Regions from separate parts of the Mus musculus genome. Here region 2 is linked to region 1. The links are chromatin loops, found by intact Hi-C in ENCODE. Cell type or tissue: gastrocnemius. All regions are shown on one strand. Each heading gives the region's core, and the rest is flanking DNA. Links, peaks and the distances in the headings are about the cores only.

Region 1 (9,653 bases), core at 1-8,000:
AGTGCTGGAATCAAAGGCATAAACCCCCCAGCCCGGCTCTAAAAACAACTTTTGGTGTTTGTTTGTTTGGTTGGTTTTGTTTGTTTGTTTGTTTGTTTGTTTTTGAGACAGGGTTTCTCTGTATAGCCCTGGCTGTCCTGGAACTCACTTTGTAGACCAGGCTGGCTTCGAACTCAGAAATGCACCTGCCTCTGCCTCCCGAGTGCTGGGATTAAAGGCGTGCGCCACCATGCCCAGCTTAAAAACAACTTTTGAAGATGATATTTGGGAGTACTGTAGGAGTTGTTTCTCTCCTATCATGTAAGCTCTGGGACTCGAACTCAGATTGTCAGGCCTGGCAGCAAGCCCCTTTTCCTGCTGAATTCACTGGCCTGCCTCTTCATTTGCTTGAAGGATTCTCCTTAGTTATTCTCATTCTTCTCCTCCCCCAGGCCGTGTATAAGATGGCTGATGTCGCCTGCAAATGTCACGGAGTCTCCGGGTCCTGCAGCCTCAAGACCTGCTGGCTCCAGCTGGCCGAGTTCCGCAAGGTGGGGGACCGTTTGAAGGAGAAGTACGACAGCGCCGCGGCCATGCGCATCACCCGCCAGGGCAAGCTGGAGCTGGCCAACAGCCGCTTCAACCAGCCCACCCCAGAGGACCTGGTCTACGTGGACCCCAGTCCTGACTACTGCCTGCGTAATGAGACCACAGGCTCCCTGGGCACCCAGGGTCGCCTCTGCAACAAGACCTCAGAGGGCATGGACGGCTGCGAGCTCATGTGCTGTGGCCGCGGCTATGACCGCTTCAAGAGCGTTCAGGTGGAACGCTGCCACTGCAGGTTCCACTGGTGTTGCTTTGTCAGATGCAAAAAATGCACCGAGGTTGTGGACCAGTATGTCTGTAAGTGACTGCACCACACGGGCCTTCAGGCCGCTCCTCTCCGCCTCACAAAAGTCTATATTATATAAATCTATCTAAATATATTTTATATTTGTACAAATGGATGGATGGATGGATGATAGATAATCAAGAGAAGAAAGTGGAGAGGAAGAGCTTAGGAGATGCTGGCCCTCTGTGAGGACTGGATTTTGCTGGAAATCCACAACCAGTGGGAGAGAAACGGGCTTTTCCCCATTTTCTGGCCAGGACTTTTGGGACATGGGCTTGAGAGTGTCTGTGCGCCATAGCCTCCAGGAGACAGGTGGGGATTAGATGAAGGAACTGGACTTATTCCACATCTACAGTCCTGTGGGGAAGATGAGTGTCTGTGACCCTGGCCAGGAGACCCAGAGGCCCTGTGGAAAGACCTGATAACCGGGATGGTAGCCTAGGTCTTCCTGAAAATGGAGCCAGCTTTGGGAAGGGGCTCTGTACTTCCTTCTTTTCTCATCTGAGTACACACTGCAGGAAAGTCCCCTGCCCCAATATGGGGGAGTGGTCTCAAGTCACTCCAACCGGTGACCGTAAGAGATCTGGGCCTCCCTGGACCCTGGCTCTGCCTTCTGATGAGAATGTCACCAGCTCCTGCCTCAAGCTCTTGTGCCAAGAGAAAGACGGTTCTGTCACCTGCTACAGCCAGGAAGACGTGGAGCAAACCTGGGATTTGACTGGGGACCAAGTGCCTGTTGCACAGGACAGGAATCTGCTGTCACTCTGTCAAGGGAGGCTTTGAGAATGACAGGGCATGCTAGCAGGTCAGGTCAACTGCCTGTGAGACTGTCATCTCTGCCCACATGTACAGCGTCCCTTTGACATTAAATATCTTTTTACTGAGGTTTCTCTCCCTCTCCTTATTTGGGCAAGCAGTGATCTCATTTGAAATTTTATTTTTGATGCTAAGGATGAAACCCACGGTATCCTGATGTTATGGAGTTTGTGAATCCTGGGTTAAAGATCATAGACTCTATCCAATTGTAATTAAAGATGTATTGAGCTAGCAGGATGAACAGTCTATGAGCCAGATTTGAAGTTGCCATGAAAAAGGAGGTGAGGGAAAGATTTCTCATTCTTCTCTCTTATATTACGTTCCAACCATAGTTTACCTTCCCTCCCCTCCTTCCAGTCCCTCCTCCATTCCAACCATAGTTTCCCCTCCCTCCCCTCCTCCCAGTCCCTCCTCCATTCCAACCATAGTTTCCCTTCCTTCCCCTCCTCCCAGTCCCTCCTCCATTCCAACCATAGTTTCCCCTCCCTCCCCTCCTTCCAGTCCTTCGATAGCTACTCAAGCAAGCAAGCAAGCAAGCAAGCAAGCAAAAACTGGTCTGTTCTGCCCAGTTAAGCAATCCAAGACAATCTTGGGGTATCTACATAAGCAAGTTACAGAGACCAAAAGAAGCATTTCATCATAGCATAACAGCTTAATGCAGATGTGTGTGCTGAGCCTTGTTAAGCACATACAGGAGGGCGCTCTCTGTAGCCTTCTCTGGATTGCTGCCTGTGGTAGTGGACCACGATATCTGGAACAGGAGATCAAGTAAGGCCAGCCGTAAGAGCCTGTCTTAAATTAAAATCAAATAGAAATCTGAGGGTGGGAAGATCATACGCATGCATTAATTTTCCTGTGGACTCTGTTTGAAAGACCATTAATTTTCCTGAATGATTTAAAGACAGTTTTCACTTGGCAGTGTATGGATTCTTTCCCTGTTGTAACCAGCTTAAGGGAGACTTTGTTTTGGCGCCTGGTTTGGAACAGCTTGAGGCTGCGGCAGCTGCAGTGTGAGTTTGCTTGCTCACATCTCTGTGGACAAGGAAGCAGCTAGGACAGGAGCAGGCTAAACTATAGACCCTAAGACCCACCCCACAGAGATCCAAACTTCCAGGAAGGCCCACCTCCCAGAGTTTCTGCAATGTCCCTAAATAACACCAGCAGCGGGGGACCAAGCGAGTGTTCAGACAAGTGAGCCTGTATCCAATGACATACAAACAGATGACATTGTGTATCCAAACTATAATAGACCTTATTTTTCTAGTTTTTCAAAGTCAGAGTTTTCAAAAAAGAAATAATTGGGATGAATAAAAATTGTTAAGGTTTTTCAGTAAATCATAACTAGAATCCACATTGGGCATGTGGAAACTGACTGACACCCTCTGGCTAGTTCCCCTTGCTCCCTGTTATTTTGAGACGGGATTTCCTGTAGCTCAGGCTGGTTTTGAACTTGCCACCATCCTGCCTTAGGTGTGTGGCACCATACTTAGTTTAGCTAGGGGTCTTTTGTCCATTTTCCCCCCTCTGATGCTAGAATCTAACCTAGGGCACCATACATGCTAGTCTAAACTAAACTACTAGACTAACTACATCCCCTGGCCTTTGGTCCTTTAAGGAGCACAAGATGTCCAAGCTTCCTCTCTTAGGTTGTGGGCAGGGATTACATGACTGGGTAGTAGGAAATAACTCTGCTCACTTATAGAATGCAAGGTGTCCTTTCAGCTTATTATTGAACTCAATAAGGAATGTTAGAGTGGACCTGATTAGGTAACAGAGAACATGGGCCCTTGGAACATTCTTGCTCCAGCATGGCTCACGGCTGGAAAAATTCCAATACCCATGAGGGACTAGCATGCAGCTCTTCATTTGTCCACTGAGTGTCACTGTGCCATCAAGTCTAAAGTCTGTGACTCACACCTTGGTTCAAAAGTTGACCAGTTTCAAGTACCTAGACTAAGTGGCAGTTGAATGCTCAGGCCTACATAAGACATTTACGTGTTTCCTCTCTAAAGCTCAGTGGATGAGAAGGATATAAGATCCAGAAGCTAAGTAAGATAGTAAGAAGGACTAAGAAATGCCATCTTCTGGGCATGGCACAAGCCATTGCAACCATAAACTCCCAACATCCCTCTCCTGCACCAGGCCTGTGTAAGAGTGGTCTGGTCAGCAGTCAATCATGGATACAAGAGAAACTCATGGGGCCTCCTGGCTTCAGGTAGACTCTGGGAGGTGGAGAGTCAGTATCTTCTGTTGTGTACCCACTTGGGAGTCGACTTAGTCTTCTATGGACAGTTCAAACCTATGCTCAAACAGACGGCTTTGGTTAAACAGCGGGTCACACAACAAAGCAAAAGGTGTGAATGTGAAGACTGGATTGTAGCCGGGACAGGGAGGATAGACGGGTGAGAGGCAGAAGAGAGGAGAGAGGCGAAAGTAACAAGAGTGCTTTAAACAGTGGTGGCACACGCCTTTAATCCCAGCACTTGGGAGGCAGAGGCAGGCAGATTTCTGAGTTCGAGGCCAGCCTGGTCTACAGAGTGAGTTCCAGGACAGCCAGGGCTACACAGAGAAACCCTGTCTCGAAAAACAAAACAAAACAAAACAAAACAAAACAAAACAAAAAAAGAGTGCTTTAGCTGGGCAGTGGCTGTGTAGGTCTGTAATCTCAGTGCTCAGGAGGCCAAGGAAGGCAGATTTCTGTGAGTTTGAGGGCAGCCTGGTCTATGTAGTGACTTCCAAAACATCCAGGGTTACACAGTGCAATCCTGTTCCAAACAACACACACAAAAGAATGCATTTTGTACATGTGTGGAATTATCAAATCGATTTAATTAACTTTCTTTCTTTCTTTTTTTTTTTCTTTTTTTTCAGACAGGGTCTCTGTGTAGCCCTGGATAGCCTGGAACCTGTTATGTAGTTGCCGAAGTTGTGTCCGTGGCCATGGTTGGGCTTGTTCCCAGGCCCTAAGTCACTTCCTCCAGACATCTGGATGGTTTGTAGACTTGAGGGTTCTTTCGGCAAGCAGGTTATAGCTGGCACGGATCAAGGGCTCACTTGGTGCCCGCTGCTCCTTGCACCTCCTGTGTAGTTCTCTCTGCAGGGCAGTGTACCACTACCACCTACGCACTTCTCACGGGCCAGGCTCAGACTCGGATTAAGCAACGACCGTTACCTCACAAAACGGTCCTCGGTGTGAACAGCCCGCTCTGTCTCTCCTGCTGAGGGCACCTGAAGCCAGAGACCCTGTTTTCCACTAAGTCTCTGGCTGTGTTCTGTGATCTGTCCTTATTGATAACGTGATTTTTGAGAGGAAAGAGTGATGGAGAAAGTTTGCTTGCTTAGGAGTACCTGGCCAGGGGGACTTGAGCTCCCACGCCTGGAGTTGCTGGATGGGCTTAGAGCAGGTGAAAACTGTCGCTCCCCCAAAGGACAGACTAGTGGACTGAGATAGGTTTTGAAGCAACAAGAAGAACAATGGAAAGCTAATCTAGGGGAGTCAGTGTCCAGGGCAGGAGGTCACTCGCTAATGCTCAGTGGGTGAGACTCTTTCAGCACGACATACCAGAAGAGCCTTATTTTATACCAGACCCATGAGCACACTCTGTGAGGCCACTTCTCCAAGGTTTACAGGAAGAGAACTGTCTTGGCATTGTCTTCCATGTCTGAGGTGTTAGAAATAGTGAGTCTTCCAAACTCCTAAGTGGCTGCTGGAGAGACAGCTCAGTGGATGCTCTCTCAGAGGATCTGGGTTCGATTCCCAGCACCAGAACATGGTGGCTCACAATCCCCTGTAACTCTAGTTCTTTAGGATCCAGTGCCCTCTTCTGGCCTCCTCGGGTACTACACATACACAGTACACAGACATACGTGCAGGTAAAACACCCATACAGATAAAAGATAAATTTAAAAATTAAAAATAATAAAATTCCACTTGGGAGGCAGAGGCAGGTGGATTTCTGAGTTCCAGGTCAGCCTGGTCTACAGAGTGAGTTCCAGGACATCCAGGGCTACACAGAGAAACCCTGTTTTGAAAAAAATCCAAATAAATAAATAAATAAATAAATAAATAAATAAATTGACTGGATAGTGTTAGTGCACACCTTTGATCTCAGCACTCTGGAGGCAGAAACGTTCCAGGACTTTGAAGGCTACAGAGAGAAACTCTGACAAAATAAATAAATAAATAAATAAATAAATACTGTAAATGTTGGTGGAGGTGTATTTCAGAAGTAGAGCATTTGCCTAACACACGAAGCTCTGTGTTTTGTCCCTAACACCAAAAATGAGTAAAATCACATGAGACAGCAGGCAAAGAGCTAACAAGGGGCCGGAGCTTTCTCTTCTGGTGACCATGGCCTTGAGCAAGGGCATTCTGAGAGCTGCTGTCTGGAGTCCCTTCCACACTAGACTAGTACCTACCTCCTGTTCTCACAAATCTGAGATGAGATCTAAAGTTCATTGCTAATGTCTACTCGAGACTAGATCTGGGAAAGAAAACACACGGTACCAGATTAACTACTTAAGTAAATGAAACTAGCCCATTGCTAAAGAGTCTTGGCACAGTGTTTAATCTCCCTGTGCACAGCTGGGCCCATGTCATGTCACAAGGAGGGAGACTTGTGGGGTGGGCTAGCCTGAGTCCTAAGCTTGGTGTTGTTGGAAATAACAACAAATCCAAAAGACCGGTGAACATGAAGCCGGTTTGAGACAAGGTCTCTCTATGTCTCTGGCTGGCCTGGAACTTGCTAGGTAGACCAGACTGGCCTTGAACCACCAACGCTGCCTTTCGAGTGCTGGGATGGACGGCTGAAGCAGGTTTCAATATGCCATTAGACAGAAAGGATGCAGGCAGAGAAAAGACAAAATGTCTGATAAGCTGATTTGACACGAGACAGTGGTTTTTAAAGCCTGCACCCCAAGAAATTTCTGCCACCTTCTTCCCATAGGCAGAATCTTATATCTCCTTCAAATTCCCCATCTCATCAGTTTAAGGACACAGAGTCTCATATAATGAATAACTTAGGGCTTAAGACTGCTCCATTTTTGACCTTGGGCTCAGTCATGTAGCAGACTAACTCTTAACTTTCCAACTCTCAGAGTTCTAAGACAAGCAGGCAGCAGCTGCCAGCTGGAGAAGAGAGGGGCCTGGTGCTTTCTACTTTTCTGTTGCTCTGATAAACTCTAAGCCCATCTCATACTGCAAATGGACCAACCACAGCCTATTTATTACAGCCTGCGTCTTTGATCTGGCTTGTCTAGCTCTGGAAAAATAGGCAGCCCAGAAAAAGTATAGCCTTGCAGCACAGATTGTAAAACAAAGCAGGCAACACACCCAGAACTGGCTACACCTGAAAGTCCACAGCTCAAGAGGCACCCCACAGTTCCAGTAGCTCCCAGCAGGACTTTTGCCAGCAGACTGGTAGACAAAGACTCTCAGGAAAATCTCCTAAGCTGCCTGTTTTTTGTCATCAACAACCCTGACACTGGAAACCTGGACTGTGTGCTTAACAAACCCACAGGCCAAGGGTGGTGGTGTCTGCCTGGAATCCCAGCACTTGGGGGCTTGAAGCAGTAGGAGTGCTGTAAGTCTGAGGCCATCTAGAGCCACACAGCAAACATTTTTGAGACAGGGTTTCTCTGTGTAGCCCTGGCTGTTCTGGAACTCACTCTGTAGACCAGGCTAGCCTCGAACTCAGAAATCCGCCTGTCTCTGCCTCCCGAGTGCTGGGATTCAAGGCGTGTGCCACCACGCCCGGCTAGCAATACCATCTTTAAACACAGCAAAATAGCCTGATAGGGGGAATGGGAAAGGGGAGGCTACCCAGGAAAGGAAGAGGGAGGAAAATACAAGAGAAGGAGGGAGCTGGGTAAAATAACAATATGAACATATGGCTTTTTCAGACTATTTCCTATTTATCTTTTGAAAAACTATAATACACATAATTCATTGTATAAATATACATCTATAGTTCTCACCAACTTTTCTCTTCTGGGCTGATAGTGCTCCCTCCAAAAGCCAAAGGCCACCTAACAAAAAACAATTATGCCAGACATGATCCTCTTTTGAGTCGTTGGTCAGGGCTGTCCGAGAGACTCTCAGAGCATACAGTCTATTGCTGTTTCTCTTGGTTACCCCCGCCCCGCCCCCCGAGGTGCAAGGTTTCTATTGCTGAAGCTAACATGCATTTCATAAACAGCCCCGAGACTCCTGAGCTGGAACTGACCTGAACATCTTTTCCTGAGGACTGCCTTTCGTGGTACCAGAAAGTGCCGTGAAAGTTTCCAACGGAGGGAAGCAACCAAATGTCCTACCCAGCTGTGACACCAATAAACCATGCCAACAACCAGTGTGGCACCACAACGCTATGGGTGGTATGCTTATTTTAGTAATACCCAACTCCTGTCTAATTGGACTAAAGACTCAATTAACAAGAGTACTATGCCTGGTACTGAGAACCTAGCTAACTACTCAGAGCTATCGATATCATGGTTACTGCAGGAGAATGTACAACCACGAATTTACTGAACCAGCACACTCCCTAACAACAATTGGTAAACCTTGGTCCTTATACCCAGAGGCAAGGGTAGCCCTTGCCCCTCATTATGGAAACTTCTCGTAATACATAGAGACCAGCACAGAAAACCACAACCAATCAAAACACAGAGGTAAGCCAGGCGTGGTGGCACACGCTTTTAATCCCAGCACTCGGGAGGCAGAGACAGGCAGATTTCTGAGTTCGAGGCCAGCCTGGTCTACAGAGTGAGTTCCAGGACAGCCAGGGCTACACAGAGAAACCCTGTCTTGAAAAACCAAAAACCAAAACAAACAAACAAAAAAACACAGAGCTGTGGAACCCAGTCCTGATAAATACATCTACAAGACACCCCCACACCTCAGGTTTAGGGAACATCGTGGAAGAGTAGGCAGAAAAACTCCAGCCTATCAAGAGTTTGCTGTGAGACTCTGTCTTCTAGTAACATCAGAAGCTACACCCAACTATAAAAGACGGTGTAATCTTGACGACCTTTTGCAGCGACATAAACAGAAAGCGTCAGGAAACCCCGTGAGGGATGAGATGTGTCTCAGTGTGAAAATGCTGCTTCCACTGTTTCTACCCAAGAGGATGAAGACGACACTGAAGCCTCAAATGAGGAGGAAAATCCAGAAGAGAGTGAAGGTGCTGAAAATCGTTCACCCTTTCCATCACCAGCTGAAGCTGCCGAGTCCAGTGAAGACAGCCGTGAGAATGCTGCTTCCCGAAGAAACAGCAAGCCTGTGGCTGAGCTTGAGGCCCACGCTGACCCTGCACCCTGTGTATCTCCCTCTTCAGCTGTTCCAACCACAAAACCAGCAGAAAGGGAACGTGTGGGGGCTCAGGGGGCTGACAGTGCCGGGAAAAACAAAATCGTTGTAAAATTACGGTCAACTCTGAATACAATTCTAAGATCTAAAAAAGTAATTAATTAATAAAATAATTGATTAATTAATTAAAAAAGAAGCTACACCCACAAGGTCTCAACAACATGAGCGCCCAAATGTGAGCTGAACACGGAGGATACCAACAAGCATGTCCAGCTGTATGGGGAAAGACCATAAGGCCTCATCTCTATGCAGAGAACCACAGGGGACTAACGAAAGCTGGGGACAGAAAAGATTCTCTTCCCCAGGAAGGAGCATACCAATCTGTGGTCCAGTGCCAAATGTTTGTTAAGACATAGGTAGACACTGCCTTTCTGACATTACTGTAGCCGTGTGGCCTTATGCCTGCAGCCAACCATCTTATGCCGTTACAAGGAAACCTTTTTATGTGTTACAGGGAAACTTCCTTATGGCCAAGTTGATTCCAAATTCTGTTATGTCCTATGCTTTGGTGATCTTGAAAACTCTCCAAACCCTGCCCCTACTTTAGAACCAATCACAGTAGAGTTTAGGTTCCCAAGACCTCCCTGGGTAACTGGCATCCTG
Region 2 (9,653 bases), core at 511-8,510, 67 kb after region 1:
ATGCTGCTTGGCCACTGTTCTCAGATACTTCTTCACAGATTATCCCCACCTTTCCTTTGTATTAGTCTGGTGGGCAGTAGGGGGATGGCCCTTCTTGAGAAGATTCCTCTGACCTGGTTCTGGGCTTGAGCAGCTTGTGTGTCCTCAGGCACTGCTCAGCCTCTTCTTCTGTTGCTTCCTGCCCTCTCCCTCTAGTGTTTGCTTTCTGAGATTATCAAAGCTATCTCTGTACAGGATTGGCTCACACCGAGTGAATTTATCATTGTGGGAAAGTAGCCACAGGGCAGCACACTAGAGCGTGTTATGGAAGATTCTATTCTGGAGGCTAACACAAGGAGCTGGCAGGATAGCATGCTCCTGGCTGTCACATCACCCCATCCCCAAGTGGCTCCCAGGGCCATCTACTTGGTCCTGCTCTTCCTCCAGCTCTCTCAATTGTGGCCTCTGCTGGCACCAGGTCCCCATGCCAGCCCTGTCCATTTTGGACAGTGAAGGTGGGTGGTCACTGCATGGAGAGAGCCTTTGTCTGTTACTGGAACTTGGCATCCTCTGTTTCTTTGCTTATGGATGAGTTAAGGTCTTGTCCAGCCTGCCCTGTCCACTCCTCACCTGGATACTTTTCCTATAGGATCACCCTTGGGTTATGGGCACCTTAGTAGAAGGTGGATCCTTCATCTCAGACTGGAGAAAGTGATGTAACCGTGGTCTGAGAAGGGCGTGACCACACCTTGGCAAGATGCTTCCATTGGTTAACCTTTTCTTCCACGAAACCAGCTTAGAAAGTGAAAGTCAGTTTTGCTTTCAGCTACAATTGAGCTTAAACACAGGGAATGTTGACCCCACTGAGCAGCTGACATCTGAAGGCTTCTGTGAAGTGAAGATCTAAGGGGTGACAGACGGGGGCTTAGAGTGGCTGCAGGTGGCCTTCAGTAGCTTCTTATCCCCCAGTGCTTCAGGAAAAGGAGCTGCAGCCACCCGACAGGTGACTGTTGAGGAATGAGCCAGCGGCTCTGCACCTTGGCCTGACTGTCATTGTAAGGAGATGATTGCTGTCCTCTCAGAGTCAGATGCCCGCAGCCTGGCACTAGAGATAAAAATGAATGGTGATTTTTTTTTAATCATATTTATGTTTTATTTATAAGATAGGGTCTTACTGTGTAGCCCTAGCTAGCCTGGAACTCACCATGTAGACCAGACTGGCCTTGAACTCCATCTGCTTCTGCCTTCTCCAGTGCTGTGATTAAAGGTGTGTGCCACCACTCTTGGCAAGTGCTTATTTCTTAAAAATCAAGACCCAAAGAAGGTTAGAAGAGGCTCTTTCTGAAATAGCAAACTTTAGAGGAATATAAATGTGTGTTCCTTGTGTGAAGGAAAAAGAACTTTAGAAAGTATGCCATTTCTTAAAAATGTCAGTAAATTTAAATCCTGGAGGTTGAATGAGCTGCCAGTAGGTAGTGGTGGATGCTGTACATGATATAACTTGTGCCAAGAGTTACTGCTGCTGGTGTTGGTTTTGAGAAGGACTCATGCAGCCCAGGTTGGTGCTGACTAAGCTGTCTCCTGAGCCTCTAAACTGAGGTCTGGAAGTAGAATAACAACAACAACAACAACAAGTAGAATAACAACAACAACAACAATAGTAATACTACTTCTTCCTCTTCTTCCTTCTTCCTTTTCCTTCTCTCTTCTTCCTCTTCCTCTTCCTCCCCTCCCCTCTCCTCCCTTCGTCTCTTCCTTCCTTCCGTCCGTCCATCCGTCCATCCGTCCGTCTGTCCGTTCGTCCTATTATATAGCCCAGTTGGCCTGCCTCAGTTAGTTTCTTCTAGATGTTGAACTTTGTCAGAGGTCTTTAAAATTATTTGTGTGCAGGGGGAGGGGCACACGTGCCAGGCTACACATGTGGAGGTTAGCAGATAACCTTTCAGGTCTCCATCTATGATTCTGTGGTACAGGGATCAAATTCAGGTCATTCAGCTCAACTGGCCTATGGAAGTCAAACTAAAGGAAACTAATAAACTATTTGAGGACCGGACTGTGAAGTGAGCATAGAAGTGAGGCTATGATAGGCAGCTGTTAACCTGTCAGAGTCGAGAAAAGTGGTTTTGTTTTGTGTTATTTTGGTTTTGGTCTTTTTCTTTGAGAAAGGATGTCAGCTATGTAGCCCTGACTGGCCTGAAACTCACAGAGCTCTGCTTATCTCCACTGGGATTAAAGGTGTACACCATCATGGCCAACTTCATTTTTAACATGAATACTTTTACAATGAGCCTACTGCCTACTGTATTGTTGATGGTTGACTTTAAAACCTTTGTAATTGCAAGGAAAGCATGTTGATTGATCCTGCCATTGACTGTTGCTGTGATGTCTTTACAGAGCCCGGAGGAGCCCGAGTGTCATGATGACAATTCCCAGGAAGATGAAGGGTTTATGGGCATGTCCCCGCTCCTACAGGCCCATCATGCTATGGAACGAATGGAAGAGTTTGTTTGTAAGGTAAGCTTACAGTTTCTTAGGCTTTCTTTTGCTATTTAGCCTTTCGCAGACAGACACTGAAAGAAAGTGGCAGTCCTTTGCCTCTTGCTCTGCTTAGGGGAAAATCCATGCAAGTGAGGACAAGGAAGTCTCCTGACTTCAGCTTTGTTCAAGACACGTTTGTAAAATACATTGATAAAGTTCTTAATATACCTCGACTGTCCCATTGGGATATAAATCTCTCCTGATGAAGGTTAGAAGAGTAAATGTAGATTAAATGAGACAGGATGAGCAATTTGGACGGGTTGTGCTAGAGTTATTAAAAAGCCATACCGAAATCTGTTCTATAGTTACTATTTCTAGAGTGTCTATGGATAACCAAGCTGCTGCGGTAGAAATTTCAAAAATTTCATGTACATTTAGTATTTTCTTCTTTTTTTTTTTTTAACCCCGCCCCCCATTTAGTATTTTCTATGCAGCTCTTAAATGGTTTTGTGACTCATTGAGTCTCTAGAATCCATTGTAGGTTTTTTGTTTATTTGTTTTGTTTTTTAATGATAGGTAGAATTGAAGTTACTTGTTGGGGATAAAAAGAAAGACTAATAGGATTTTTAGTTAGATAAGCGAGTGCTTTGGGCAGTATCCTGGTTGGTTTCGTTTTGCTGTTATTGAAATATTCTGATAAAAAGCAACCTAAGGGAGAAAGATTTTATTTTAGCCCATAATTTTAAGTTATAGTTTATTATTTATAGGGAAACCAGCTTCACTTAGATTCTCAGGACCTGGGCAGAATAAAGCCAGATTCTTGGTCAAATATCCCATTAATGGCCCCTATGCAAGTTCTTGGTAGAATTCTTGATACCCTCTGAGAGCTCATAAACTGAGCCTCCACTGTTTGTATTTCTCTCAGCATTCTCCCAAGTTCCCACAAGGACAACTTAGTAAGTTTTGTGTCCAGCATTTGATGGTTTTTTTAGCTTGTGATTCTTAAATGCTTCTACATTCCAGTAAAAACATACAAAAACTAATTCAGATGGAGTAAGAATCAGTCAGGTCCATCGCAGCAGCTATTCCACTTCTGGTACCAATTTCTGTTCAGGACCCAAACCAAGGGACAGGCCTTCTCAGTTAATATAATCAAGTTATAAAATCAGCTTAGTTAATGAAATCAAGATAAGTCTCCCACAGACATGCCCACAGGTCAAGCTGATCTAGATAATCTCTCAATGAGAATCTCTTGTTGGTGATTCTAGATTCTATCAAGGCCACAAAACTAACTTTCACAACTAGGTATGATCTCAAGTCAGTGTAAGTCTTTCAAGTCTTTCTCCCTCTCTCACTCCTGTGTTCGTGTGTGTGTGTGTGTGTGTGTGTGTGTGTGTGTGTACATGTGTATGTGTGTACGTGTGTACACGTATAAGTTCTTTTTTATATCTTGAGAGGGAAGTGGCTGGTGTTGTCTCCTTTTCCCTTACTCAGCGTATTGCATCGTTTTAGCTTCTTGATGGTCTTAAGATAGGAGGATCACTTTAGTCCATGAATTCACAGCCAACTTAAGCAGTATAGTGAGACCCTGTGTGAGGAAAATAAATTTTAAAAGAAGAATAAAAATATTTAGAAAATAATATGCACAAATATATATATATACATATATATATACATATATATTTTTTTTTTTTGCATTGTGCCATTTTATTCAAGGACTTGGGCATCTGCAGAATTTTTTGTCCACAGGAGGTCTTGGAAGCAGTCCTCTGTGCTACATGGGACAACTGAAGTAGTAGCAGGAAACAGGCAAGATGAGCGTCATCTTGGCTATTTTACTTTACTTTAAGAATATACATGGATTGGCCAGGTTAGCTGAGTGAGCGTAGGCCTTGAGTTTTGAACTGGAAGGTGAGAGAGGCAAAAGGAGGGGAAGTGGGGAAAGGGATAAGACATGAGACTGTTTTAATAGGTAGGGTTGCACCTGTTCTCAAGTTGGCACTTGCCTTGGGAGAATAGAAGTTTCACATAAAGGAAAGCTTTTTATAGTTGTCAGTAAGGAACTAAAGGGCAGAGAATAGGAGACAGGTTGTGGAAGGGGCACAGTAGTGGGCAAGTGACAGTCTTTCTGAATAGTGGGGAAGAGAGTCCAGTTTGTGAGGCTTAGCTGTTTGCTTTGTTCCAAGAACTCTGAGACATAGTGGGAAGGGGTCGAGTCCTGATAATTTGTAATTGGATCTGGCTTTATAGTGTATCGATGGAAGCACTGTGGGCACAGTAGTGGGAACTCTTCTCCTTTGCTGCTGGATTCTGGGTGAAGTTGATCATCATGGTGTGAGGTTTGGGCTGAGATATTAGGGTTAAGATAAATAAAGTGCAGTGAACAGACTTTGTTAGGAGGTAGTGTACGCAGTGTAAAGGTCCTTCCCCTTCCCAGGAGGTCCCGGGGTGGATGCAGTTCTGATTGCGCAGAGGCCGTCCTTTTGCCAGGGGATTAAAAATAGAAAGGTGCATCCAACCCAGGGGGAATCAACCCAGAGCATGCTCATGCTATCAGTATACACTTGCGAGGTCTGTATGACATTTGTCTGATGATCCTCAAGATTCATTAGGTGAATGCTGTTATCCTTATTTTATAGGCAAGGAAACTAAGCCTTGGAGATTTTTTTTCCCATTTTTGATTTTCCAGACAAGGTTTCTCTGTGTAGCCCTGGCTGTCCTGGAACTCACTCTGTAGACCAGGCTGGCCTCAAACTCAGAAATCTATCTGTCTCTGCCTCCCGAGCGCTGGGATTAGCCTTGGAGATTTTTATGACTGACTAAGCTCAAACTAGTCAATAACAGAGACCCCAAATTTCCTAACTTGTACCTTTTCCATTTAACACTTGTAGCAGAAAGAAGAGGGGAGGCATTTTAGGATAAGACATAAAACTGTGATTCTTTGTATCAACAAGAACATTAAGTAAAAAATAGTCATATTTAAGGACTGATTCCCCCCCCCCCCCCCCCCCCCCCCAGGTAACATCTGCTGTCCCTGATGAAGGTCTGTGTATCTGGGGCTTTGAATTCCTCATTCCTTTAGCTGGACTAAAACAAAAGTCCTTTAGGGTATAATTTGGTATATTTTTTTACGTTTTACTGTTCTTAACAAAGCCTACCATTTAGAAATACATTTTTTTGTCAGTCCATTTTATTTTAAATAGTATAAGATGTTATGGTAAAGGTTGTTTGGGAAGTGTTGCTAAATGACAGCTAAAGTCACAGGTATGTTTGATAACCTTCTTCAATGCACACTAGGTGTGGGAAGGCCGATGGCGAGTGATCCCTCACGATGTGCTACCGGATTGGCTTAAGGATAATGACTTCCTTCTCCATGGACACCGGCCTCCTATGCCTTCCTTTCGGGCCTGTTTTAAGAGCATTTTTAGAATACACACAGAGACGGGCAACATTTGGACACATCTCCTAGGTATGTAATGCTGGTGGTCAGTGGTATAATGAAATTAGTGATTGACTTAGTTTTTCTGATTTTCATGTATAAGTATAGCACTCGAAAAATATGATAGAATTTCTCTCCCTCGGATTTTCAGTAATGATTTCTTATTGGTTTACCCTTTGATAATCCTAACGTGTGCTGTGACTTTGTTAAAACCAACTCATCTTTTCTCTCCTAGAGTTTTGTTTTGAGATAGGGTCTTACAGTATCCCAGGCTAGTCTGGACTTCATGACCCTTCCTCTGCCCCTTCCAGGCAGCTATGTAACTCTTGCCTGCCTCCTCCCTAGGTCTTGACACAGTGGCCTCAAAGGCAAGGCAAGAATTGCTATAGAAGATACACAGTATCCCAACAAGCAGCAAGAGCAAGGTGTTTAGAAAGTTTGAGCAGGTTTCTTTTCAGTCATTACTTAGATTAGTTATAGTTACATTTTATTTGATCTGAATAGAATATGAAACTGATATTTTTCCATTATGATTTTTGTAGAACTAAATAAAGAATACAGTGGGACAAAGGTTAATCTTTCAGTAAAAAGAACAGTGCAGCTTAGGTAGCCACGATAAAGAAGAATGAAGTGGGTGAGACATGGCTGTGCATGTCTAATTCTGACCCTGGGAGGAGGGACAGGATTGTATCAGGTCAGCCTGTGATATGGAGTGAGACTGTGCTGAACAGATAAAGTTCTGTATCAGCCCCAAGGAAAACACAGACGGAAGTCCTTGGGACCTGGGTTAGGTAAAGGTTTCTTAGAATTGATACCTAAAGTACATGTAGCCAAAGAAAGAAGAAATTGGATTTTGTCAAAGTTAAAAAAATATGTTTGTTAAAGAATATTGTCAAGAAAGTTAAAAGGAACCCCCAGAGTGAGAGAATATTTGCAAGTCATGTTCTATCTAGTCTACCACAGGACTCTTGTAAGCAAACAGTATAAACAGCCCACCCTTTTGTGAGGGGCAGTAAAGCTTCTTGTAGACATTTCTAGAGAAGGTATATAGGCGACAAACATGTACTTGGAAAGGTAATTTTTATCAGTCATTTAGGGAACTACAAGACAGATACAAAGAAGTACAGTGAGAGACCATTTTACTCGCTCCAGGATTGCTATGATCAAGAAAATGGGGCTGGGCATGGTGGCACACGCCTTTAATCCCAGCACTCGGGAGGCAGAGGCAGGCGGATTTCTGAGTTTGAGGTCAGCCTGGTCTACAAAGTGAGTTCCAGGACAGCCAGGGCTATACAGAGAAACTCTGTCTCAAAAAACAAAACAAAACAAAAAAACAAACAGAAAAGGGGAAGTGACAAACCATCTGTGACTACAGGAAGGAGATCCATGTAGGCAAAATGCCCATACACATAACAATAGAGAAATCTTTCTTAAAAATCTCAAAAGGAGGGCCGCTCAGTGGTGAGTGCTCGCCTAGCATGTTATGAGGTCTTGAGTTCAGTCTCTAGCACAGAACAAACCCCACAAACCCCAACACCCGAACAACAAAAGCTTGGTGTAAAAGCTATAGTGGTGGCCACACGCTTTTAATCCCAGCACTCAAGAGACAGAGGCCCAGCCTGGTCTATGCAGCGTGAACTCCAGGCTAGCCAGGACTACATAGTACTGAGACCCATTCTCAAACAAAGCAAATGGCTAGGTATGGAGTTTGTGACAGTGATGTACTGGGACAGCTAGTAAGGACCAGAGGAACAGCACAGGATTCTTGAGCATCCATAAACAGATGTAAAGTAGAGCTTTGAAAGCACCTCTAAGCGTATGTGTGAGAACTTCGTAAGTAGCAGGTCAGCTTAACTCTTAAGAGGTAACTGTCCTCTCTGGCTTCTTGTTGGATTGTGGTCCTTAGATGAATGAGAGATTATCTTCCCCACCCCACCTTGTTTTCTTTCTCAGAGCCTTATAGATCCCAGGCTACCTCAGATTCCTCTGTTGCTGAGGGTGGCTTTGAATTTGTAATTCTCCTGCTTCCTCCCAAGTGCTGGGATTAAGGTGTGTGCCACCATACCTTTGTGCACGCTGGGAAGCACTCACTACATCCTCAGCTAGTTACTATATTATTTATGCTCAAAGTTTATGATGGTATATGACACCAGCAGCATTGGAAGGAAACTAAAATCTTGGATAAACATTTTGTTTAGATTTTTTTTCCTCACAGAATTTATGGTTTTAGTATTATTGCTTCTGGGAAATTTTGAAAATGCGGTGTACAACACTATCCTGTCAGAGAGCATTTTATCCATTGCTTGCATTCTTTTCCTAGGTTGTGTATTCTTCCTGTGCCTGGGGATCTTTTATATGTTTCGCCCAAATATATCTTTTGTGGCCCCTCTGCAAGAGAAAGTGGTCTTTGGCTTGTTCTTCTTGGGAGCCATTCTCTGCCTTTCCTTTTCATGGCTCTTCCACACGGTGTACTGCCACTCAGAAGGGGTCTCCCGACTCTTCTCTAAGTAAGTATTCACGATGCCCTTGTTAGCAGCCGTGCTTTAGGGGCAGTGGGGCAGGAACAGCCTCCAGCAGAGCTGGCAAGATTCTTGACGCTACCACATACAAACTCCGTCCTTTTTGAATGATACCAACAGTTTGTTTCTTAGTTGTTGCTGATGTCATAAGTCATGGGGGATTAATTGGAGCCTATAATGGATAATAATTTTTAGCATTAAATGAAGTTCTTTTAAATTTTAATCCTAGATTGGATTACTCTGGTATTGCTCTTCTGATCATGGGAAGTTTTGTTCCTTGGCTTTATTATTCTTTCTACTGTAACCCACAACCTTGCTTCATCTACCTGATTGTCATCTGTGTGCTGGGCATTGCAGCCATTATCGTCTCTCAGTGGGACATGTTTGCCACCCCTCAGTATCGGGGGGTCAGAGCAGGTGAGTGCATGTGAGTGTGCAGTTATCACCGGTCATTCAAGGTGCACCATTAGAATCAGAGGCTGTGCTTTTCAGTGCAGAGACACAGTAACTGTCCTGCTTGTCCTTAGGCTTCTGACCTGGTGCTCAGTTAGGAGGAAGCACAGGGTTGAAGGGCAGCGATAAGATGGGTGCGCACCTATATTTTGAGCAGTGTTGTTTATTTGAGGAAATATCACAATATAATGACTTCTGTATTCTTTCAGATTAGTGTACTTGTGACTGATTCTTCTTGTGTTATACTTAGTATTTTATATTTTAATTTAAATTGCTTTGATAAATAAGGCCAGAGTTCATGCTGATTATGCTCCAAAAACCTTTGATATTTAGGTAGTGCCTACTGGGTGCCCTGTGACGTTGGCAGCCTTCTTGTTCAATTGTGGCATTTGCACAACCAGAAGTTTGAAAAATACTGCCTATAATTTTGAAAGCAGTAGCCTTCTGCTGAGCGATACTGACAAATCCTAATGAACTGTGTCTGAAGTTGTGTCTTCTGCTTTCTGTCCCTAAAATAACACGCAGTACCTCCCAAGTGGTATTACAACACATGTTTCTTCTTGCTATAAAATTCAAGCCCTGGTTCATCTGTATGCACTTCGAATGCTAGAAGAGAACTGACCTCTTGTTCCTGACCTCCCAGCGTTCTCGCTCGCCTCCCTTTTCAGATGTCACAGGAGCAGATGGGCAACAGTCAACCCTGGCTTTTCAGTTCCTCACTAGGGCAGTGGTGTTAACCGAGTTGGAGTACATGGGCTAAGAACATGTTTGCTGAGTGGAGCTGA

What was found. A loop is a pair of places that touch in the nucleus more often than their neighbours do. Peaks named below come from ENCODE experiments on the same cell type or tissue, not always from the same donor. Only the 100,000 strongest peaks of a DNase experiment are listed, where the experiment ranks them.
Region 2: it touches region 1 in a loop (4-fold over the local background); 15 of 42 quality-filtered maps call a loop at or near these places.

Annotation. Positions count from the first base shown.
Region 1 is chr6:119,424,635-119,434,287 of GRCm38, reverse strand. Wnt5b (wingless-type MMTV integration site family, member 5B) reads left to right here. Exons shown (of 5, transcript NM_009525.3): 5 at 432-1,757. The coding sequence ends at 890. Among named protein-coding and RNA genes, the nearest start is that of Gm40397, 38 kb to the left of the region's middle. In gastrocnemius, for the core only: CTCF peaks have their summits at 3,555 and 5,512 (motif pointing left); DNase peaks (open chromatin) are centred at 3,543 and 5,508.
Region 2 is chr6:119,358,101-119,367,753 of GRCm38, reverse strand. It overlaps Adipor2 (adiponectin receptor 2), which reads left to right. Exons shown (of 8, transcript NM_001355692.1): 3 at 2,374-2,493; 4 at 5,755-5,926; 5 at 8,217-8,403; 6 at 8,645-8,832. Among named protein-coding and RNA genes, the nearest start is that of Adipor2, 26 kb to the left of the region's middle. In gastrocnemius, for the core only: no CTCF peak of the experiment used is centred there; no DNase peak of the experiment used is centred there; H3K27ac peaks cover 1,080 bases.